Regions from separate parts of the Homo sapiens genome. Here region 1 is linked to region 2. A link is a loop called in an ENCODE intact Hi-C map of the cell type or tissue named here. Cell type or tissue: heart right ventricle. All regions are shown on one strand. Each heading gives the region's core, and the rest is flanking DNA. Links, peaks and the distances in the headings are about the cores only. Region 1 overlaps EXOC5 (exocyst complex component 5). Region 2 has its middle 85 kb from the start of TMEM260.

Evidence for each region. A loop is a pair of places that touch in the nucleus more often than their neighbours do. Peaks named below come from ENCODE experiments on the same cell type or tissue, not always from the same donor. Only the 100,000 strongest peaks of a DNase experiment are listed, where the experiment ranks them.
Region 1: a loop joins it to region 2, with 8 times the contacts of the local background. A loop is called at or near these places in 18 of 110 quality-filtered maps.

What each region holds. Positions count from the first base shown.
Region 1 is chr14:57,201,499-57,204,425 of GRCh38, forward strand. EXOC5 (exocyst complex component 5) reads right to left here. Exons shown (of 18, transcript NM_006544.4): 18 at 1-2,927. Among named protein-coding and RNA genes, the nearest start is that of EXOC5, 66 kb to the right of the region's middle. In heart right ventricle, for the core only: a CTCF peak has its summit at 1,410 (motif pointing left); no DNase peak of the experiment used is centred there.
Region 2 is chr14:56,493,167-56,496,093 of GRCh38, forward strand. No RefSeq gene overlaps it. Among named protein-coding and RNA genes, the nearest start is that of TMEM260, 85 kb to the right of the region's middle. In heart right ventricle, for the core only: no CTCF peak of the experiment used is centred there; a DNase peak (open chromatin) is centred at 1,190.

The DNA of each region.
Region 1 (2,927 bases), core at 159-2,658, 710 kb after region 2:
TATACACACACATATGTATATATATACACACACACCACACATATACATATATTTTTATATATATTAATATTATATATATATATATATATATATATATAAAGGATGGCTGGTTAAGGTGGCTCACACCTGTAATCCCAGGACTTTGGGAGGTTGAGGTGGGCAGATCACTTAAGGCTAGGAGTTTGACACCAGCCTGACCAACACGGCAAAACCCCATTTCTACTACAAATAGAAAAATTGGCCAGGCATGGTGGCATGTGCCTGTAGTCCTAGCTACTTGGGAGGCTGAGGTGGGAGAATCGCTTGAACCCAGGAGGTAGAGGTTGCAGTGAGCTGAGATCACGCCACCGCACTCCAGCTTGGGCAACAGAGCGAGACTCTGTCTGCAAATAAATAAATAAGGGGGACCTATATATGTCTGTATCTATTAATATATATCTACCTCCAAAATATTTACAAAGGGAAAAGTAATAGTTTTAAAGTGGAGAAGCCTGGTAAATAGTACCTTAAGAAAGTGATAAAAATGAACATCATCAGAAATGGGGCAAATTGAAATTGTGTACTATGTGATAGGATGCAACAATAACACAGAGTTGCATCCGTGGTATGTCTGCCAAAAAGCACAAACAGAATCTAATTACGTGGAAACAGAAATCCAAATGTAGGGGTGTTTTACAAAGTAACTACCCTATAATCTATAAAAATGTCCAGAGTCAAAAAAGTCAAGGAAAGACTGTGGAACTGTGTCAGAATGAATGAGACTAGAGCCACTACAACCTAAAGCAATACATGATTTTGAACTGAGATCCTTAAAAGGAATTAGGACAGCTAGTAAAATGATTGGTGTCTGAGGATTAGATAGTAGTAATATGTCAATGTTAACTTCCCAATTTTCATGTATTGTAGTTATACTGAAGCATTCTTTCTTCTTGGAAATACAAAAGTATTGGAGGGTGGTGCAGCATCATGACAGCGACTTATTCTCAAAAGGGAAAAATTTTATTTGTACAGTATTTACAACCCTTCTGTTAAGTCTGATTGTTTCAAAAATTTTTCTTTAAAAAGCAGAATGTAGAACACTAATCAGTAGATTCTTATTAGAGTTGATAAAGGAATTCAATGTGATATATAACTAAGAAAACATAATGTTAATCATGGTAAACTTTGTTCAATTCCTGTGTCCACTGTGCACATGTTCTTCAAAACTGTTTTGGTTTTGTTATTAATTTCCTTTGAAATTTTTCTCATGCAAGACTTTCAGAATCTTGTTTACACACATGCACACACACACATAATTGGGATAGCAAAATGTTCATAGATGCTGTAAAGTTGTGTGAATTCTATTTTTAAAATAAAAAAATGTACATATTACTATAAAAATAACTTCTCCCCCTTGTGGCAAAAATTGAAAATACATTCTACTGGAGAACTTAAGAGAGGCACTTAGGTATTATTCCTTATAAAATATTTTCACATAACTTCATGTGAATCCCCCATGTTATCCTCTAAATGGTACACAGTATTCACAAACAATATGCTTAGAGGTAGCTTCACAGTTTTCTTTACATCCAGCATTGTCCAGACTCTATTTGGATATTTTCTATAGCAAAAACCTAAAGGTTATTTATTTTTCTAAAAACAGGGACTCACTATGTTGCCCAGAGTGGTCTTGAACTCCTAGCTTCAAGTGTTCTTCCCACCTCAGCCTCCCAAGTAGCTGGGAAGCTGCAGACTTGATAAAAGTGCTACAATAAAAGGCCAGAGTTGAAAGGAACCAGTTACAGTATAAAGATTAAAATGATAGGCAGGCAAAGAGGGATGGCCTCACTTAGAGGCACCTGCCAATTTAAGATTACAGGGGCATCAGGAAGGCTTCTCACCTCTCAAAGTTTAATCTCAAAACTCTGGAAGTCCACCAATGGAGACTAATTCCTTTGTTAGTTCTATCCAAACTTCACTTAGTTTATTAACATAAAGATAACTGGAAGGGATACGACACTTTCTTCATTTAAGATTCCCAGTGGTGAAAACAAAGAAAGTCACTCATTGGAACTATAAATGAAACTTAGCTTTCTTATTCCAGGTTCCTACTTCCTTCCTTAACCCTCCATATTTCCTCCTATTAAGTCACTAGGCACTTATAATTCTACATTTTACTGACCTTTCACTGATTATAAAGTAATTTAAGTGATTTTTGAAAGTAAACTTAATTCCAGTTTCAGACTTTTAAATTAAAAGTGGCTCAGTTGGATACTGTCTCTTAAACACAGTAATATAAATATTAGTATCTTGGCTAAAATGAATTATTGACAATTTTAATACATGTTGCACAGTACATATTAATATAGAAAAATACATGTTATCAGCAGCATGATGTTGACCATGTTCTAATCCATTCCACCTGCTCAAATATTAGTGCAAATAATTATATATTTGTAATGCATCACTGCTGTCTAGCAAAATCTATGCCTTCTGAATAAATGACTTTCCTCTGAGGTTGACTGCTATGTGAAGTATGATGTGATATATTCCTATTTAAACTGGCTTTGTATGGTGAGGCAGACTGCAACCTTCTAAACCACTTAGAAAATGGGCGAGTGTGTTTAATTACTCATCTTTCCCCCCAAAAGTCGATAATCACAAAACAAAGGTTAATGGTACCTATCAAATAATAATGATAAAATACCTCGGGTCTAGTTCAAAAATAGGAATTTTGTTAAGCCCAGGGGCAGCCTAGCTGCTTTAATTTGGCAATTAAAATTTCTGTTCTCTAAATGTCAGGTTTCTGTCCCCTATACATTTGAACAGTTGTTTCCTCCCTAAATTTGTAAAGAGAAATGATTGATCACTGGTAGAAATAAAAGGTAAGAGTTATGACAGCTTTTAAAACCCTTAACATGCAATTCTGATTACATGAAAATGACTAT
Region 2 (2,927 bases), core at 244-2,743:
GAAAATCAGGGGAAGGGAAGGGAGCTTACTTGGTAAGCAAAGAGAGTACAGAAGATTTTTAAGTGGGAGAGTGAATGTGTTGATATTATGATTTATGGGCATTATATGGATATAGGTACAAATATAACCTTTTCCCTCCCTCATCTTCTAAGGAGAAACCTTATTGGCACTACTTGGCTAGCCAGCCTTTGCTGTGCTTAGAGGGTAATAGGTAGAGATGCAGAATTGCAGAAGCCCAGGTAAACTAAATTAATCTCCATGTAAAAGGACATGGAGCCTCCCAGAGAAGAAAAAATGCAAGAGGTGGAGATGAGAGAGGCAAGAGAGATGAGTGAGAGAGTGAGGAAAACAGCACAAGATGCAGTTACAAAGAGGGAGCATCAAATTAGGTCCTGTGGGGAGATGCTAAAATAAAAAACCTTGCTTCTGCCCTTACTGAGCCCACCATCTCCTAAAGATGATGATCTTACATTAAGTAAGTCCCTATTATTCACAGAGGAAAGTATACAGTCATCTCTCCATTTGCCGGTTCCGCATCTGCAAATTCAAACCAACTATGGGTTGAAAATGTTTTTTAAAAATAACAAAACAACAATAAAAAATACTACAAATAAAAATACAGTACAACTATTTACATAGCATTTACATTTTATTAGGTGTTATAAGTAATCTAGAGATGATGTAAAAGTTATGTGCAAATACTGTGCCATTTTATATAAGGGACTTAGAGCATCCCTGAATTTTGGTATCTGCAGGGATCTTGGAACTAATCCCCAGTGGATACTGAGGGACAACTGTGTGTATTTTCACAAGGCTTTGTCGTTTCTCGGAGCTTTCACTGATGAATAAAATCTAGGTGATCTCAACTCAGGGGTAAAAGTCATTTTTGGCTGCTTTCTTTGTGGGTTTTTCTTACATAGAGCATGAAAGAAAAAACTCACCGAATCTATCCAAGTCTAGGATTAAATTATTTCTGTCTTTCGGGCTGAAGATGGATTTGATGCTGATGACTAAAGATAGCCAGTTGCCCCTTGTTACAGGTGGGTCCTCACAAATTTGGCCAGTAGAAAGCTGCAGTGGAGACACTGTTAAGACTGCAAGAATATCAGTTCCTCATGTCACAGTCAGCTGCTCTGGTCCATGCACCTCTGCCAACTTCCAGTGGCTAATAAGCTTTTGGCCCAGTGATGGAAGCAATGGTGCCAATGACAAATATAAACAAGGTCCTCTGCCAGGAGCAAAAGCTGAAATCTTTCTGGTAATTGCAGCCTGACATGTGCATGGCCCCAGGATCGTGTGCCATCTCCACCACAGTCATTTACTATCTGTCGTGGCTCCAGGGACCTCATACAACATAATGGCTGCCATGGACACCGCATTATCCTGAATATGCCAGGGCAAAATGACATCATTCTTTTTGTAACTCCCCAGAGTTGGGAATGAATGGATATTAGGAAGGACATCCACAGAGCTGGTCAGTCAAGAATGAAACCTATGCACCAAACTGAGAAAAGCTGTTGATAGAGGAATTTTAAAGAAGGAATAGGGAGAGGACTACTTCTCTGTTTTTAGCTGGAAGTTCTATCATGTACAAATGCTTTTGATCACTACTTACAGCATGTCCAGCAATGATGGCTTGAAAATGGGAGATTATTGTATGACAAGAAGTCCTATGCAGGAGGATTTTCTGGTTATAACAACTGCTCTATCATGCATCAAGGACATAGGTTATATATGTCTTTTCTGTCCTTCATTCTCAGTAAGTTGGATTTTAGTTTTTATTGTTTCATGGTATTATTTCAGGTATCATATTTAAGGTGGAGGCAAGAAGAATGGGAAAGAGGTGGTGCCAGCCATTCTGCCCCTTCTTTCAGGAAAGGAGAAACTTTTCCCATTACATTTCATGGACCAGAACTGGGTCATCTGATCACCCCCAGCTCTAAGGGAGGCTAGGAAAATGAGTGTCGTCTAAGAGCAAAAGGATTGACGTGACCAGTCACGGTTCATCTCCAAGGGCGGGCTGTTTGTTATCACAAACAAAATTAGGATTCCATTAACAAGAAGGGAAGGGAGTTATTGGGTAGACAACTCACAGTGTCTGTCACAAGCCCTTGCCATCCCAGACTTGCTGGCTTGTGAAGTGTGGTCTTCAGGTGGTGTGGGATGGAAACACAATGGGCTCCATCACTGTTTGCAGGTGTTCCCCTTGCTGTGCATGCCTTTCTCCCCCTCCTTTTCTCCTTTTCTCTTCTGAACTAACTTCTCCTTATACCCAGGGCTATGTTCCTAGTGAATTTCTGCTCATCCTCAGGCTTCTACTGAACTCATCTTCATGAGCATTTCCTGGCTCTACCTCTCAGTGTTAAGCAGGCCCATCTCTGGCCTCATGACAAACTGTGTTGGCATGTATCACACTGAATTGTAGCTGTCTGTTTTCTTATCTTTGCTCACCACTAGATTGGGCTCCTTGAGGAGTCTTATTCATATATGTCATATTCATGTTTATGTCCCCAAGACTGGGCACAGAGCCAGGCACGTAGTAGTCACTTAATAAACACCAACTGAATCAGTGAGAACCTCAGCGAGTTTTGCTGCATGCTATAATTCCTTAAGAAATAGTATTTCTGGATAAAACACACACAGAGAAAACTTCATTATTTGGGGATTGTGAAAGAACACACTTCTTAAGGAAGAGGTGCCCTGTCTCAAAGTGAAGATGCTTCTGCCTGGTGTTTCTACCTGTGTGTGCTGGCTTCCTGTATAGCCAGGCCCTTATTTACCCCAGCTCCATTTGTTTGCCTACCCCAGCTCCCCAAATGTAGAAGTGAGATCACCCTCCCTCATGGGCCATCTCTGGGAAGGCAGTGTTTCATTGGGAGAGCCTAAGCTTTGGAGATTTGACTCTGCCATTATCACATTCTACTAAA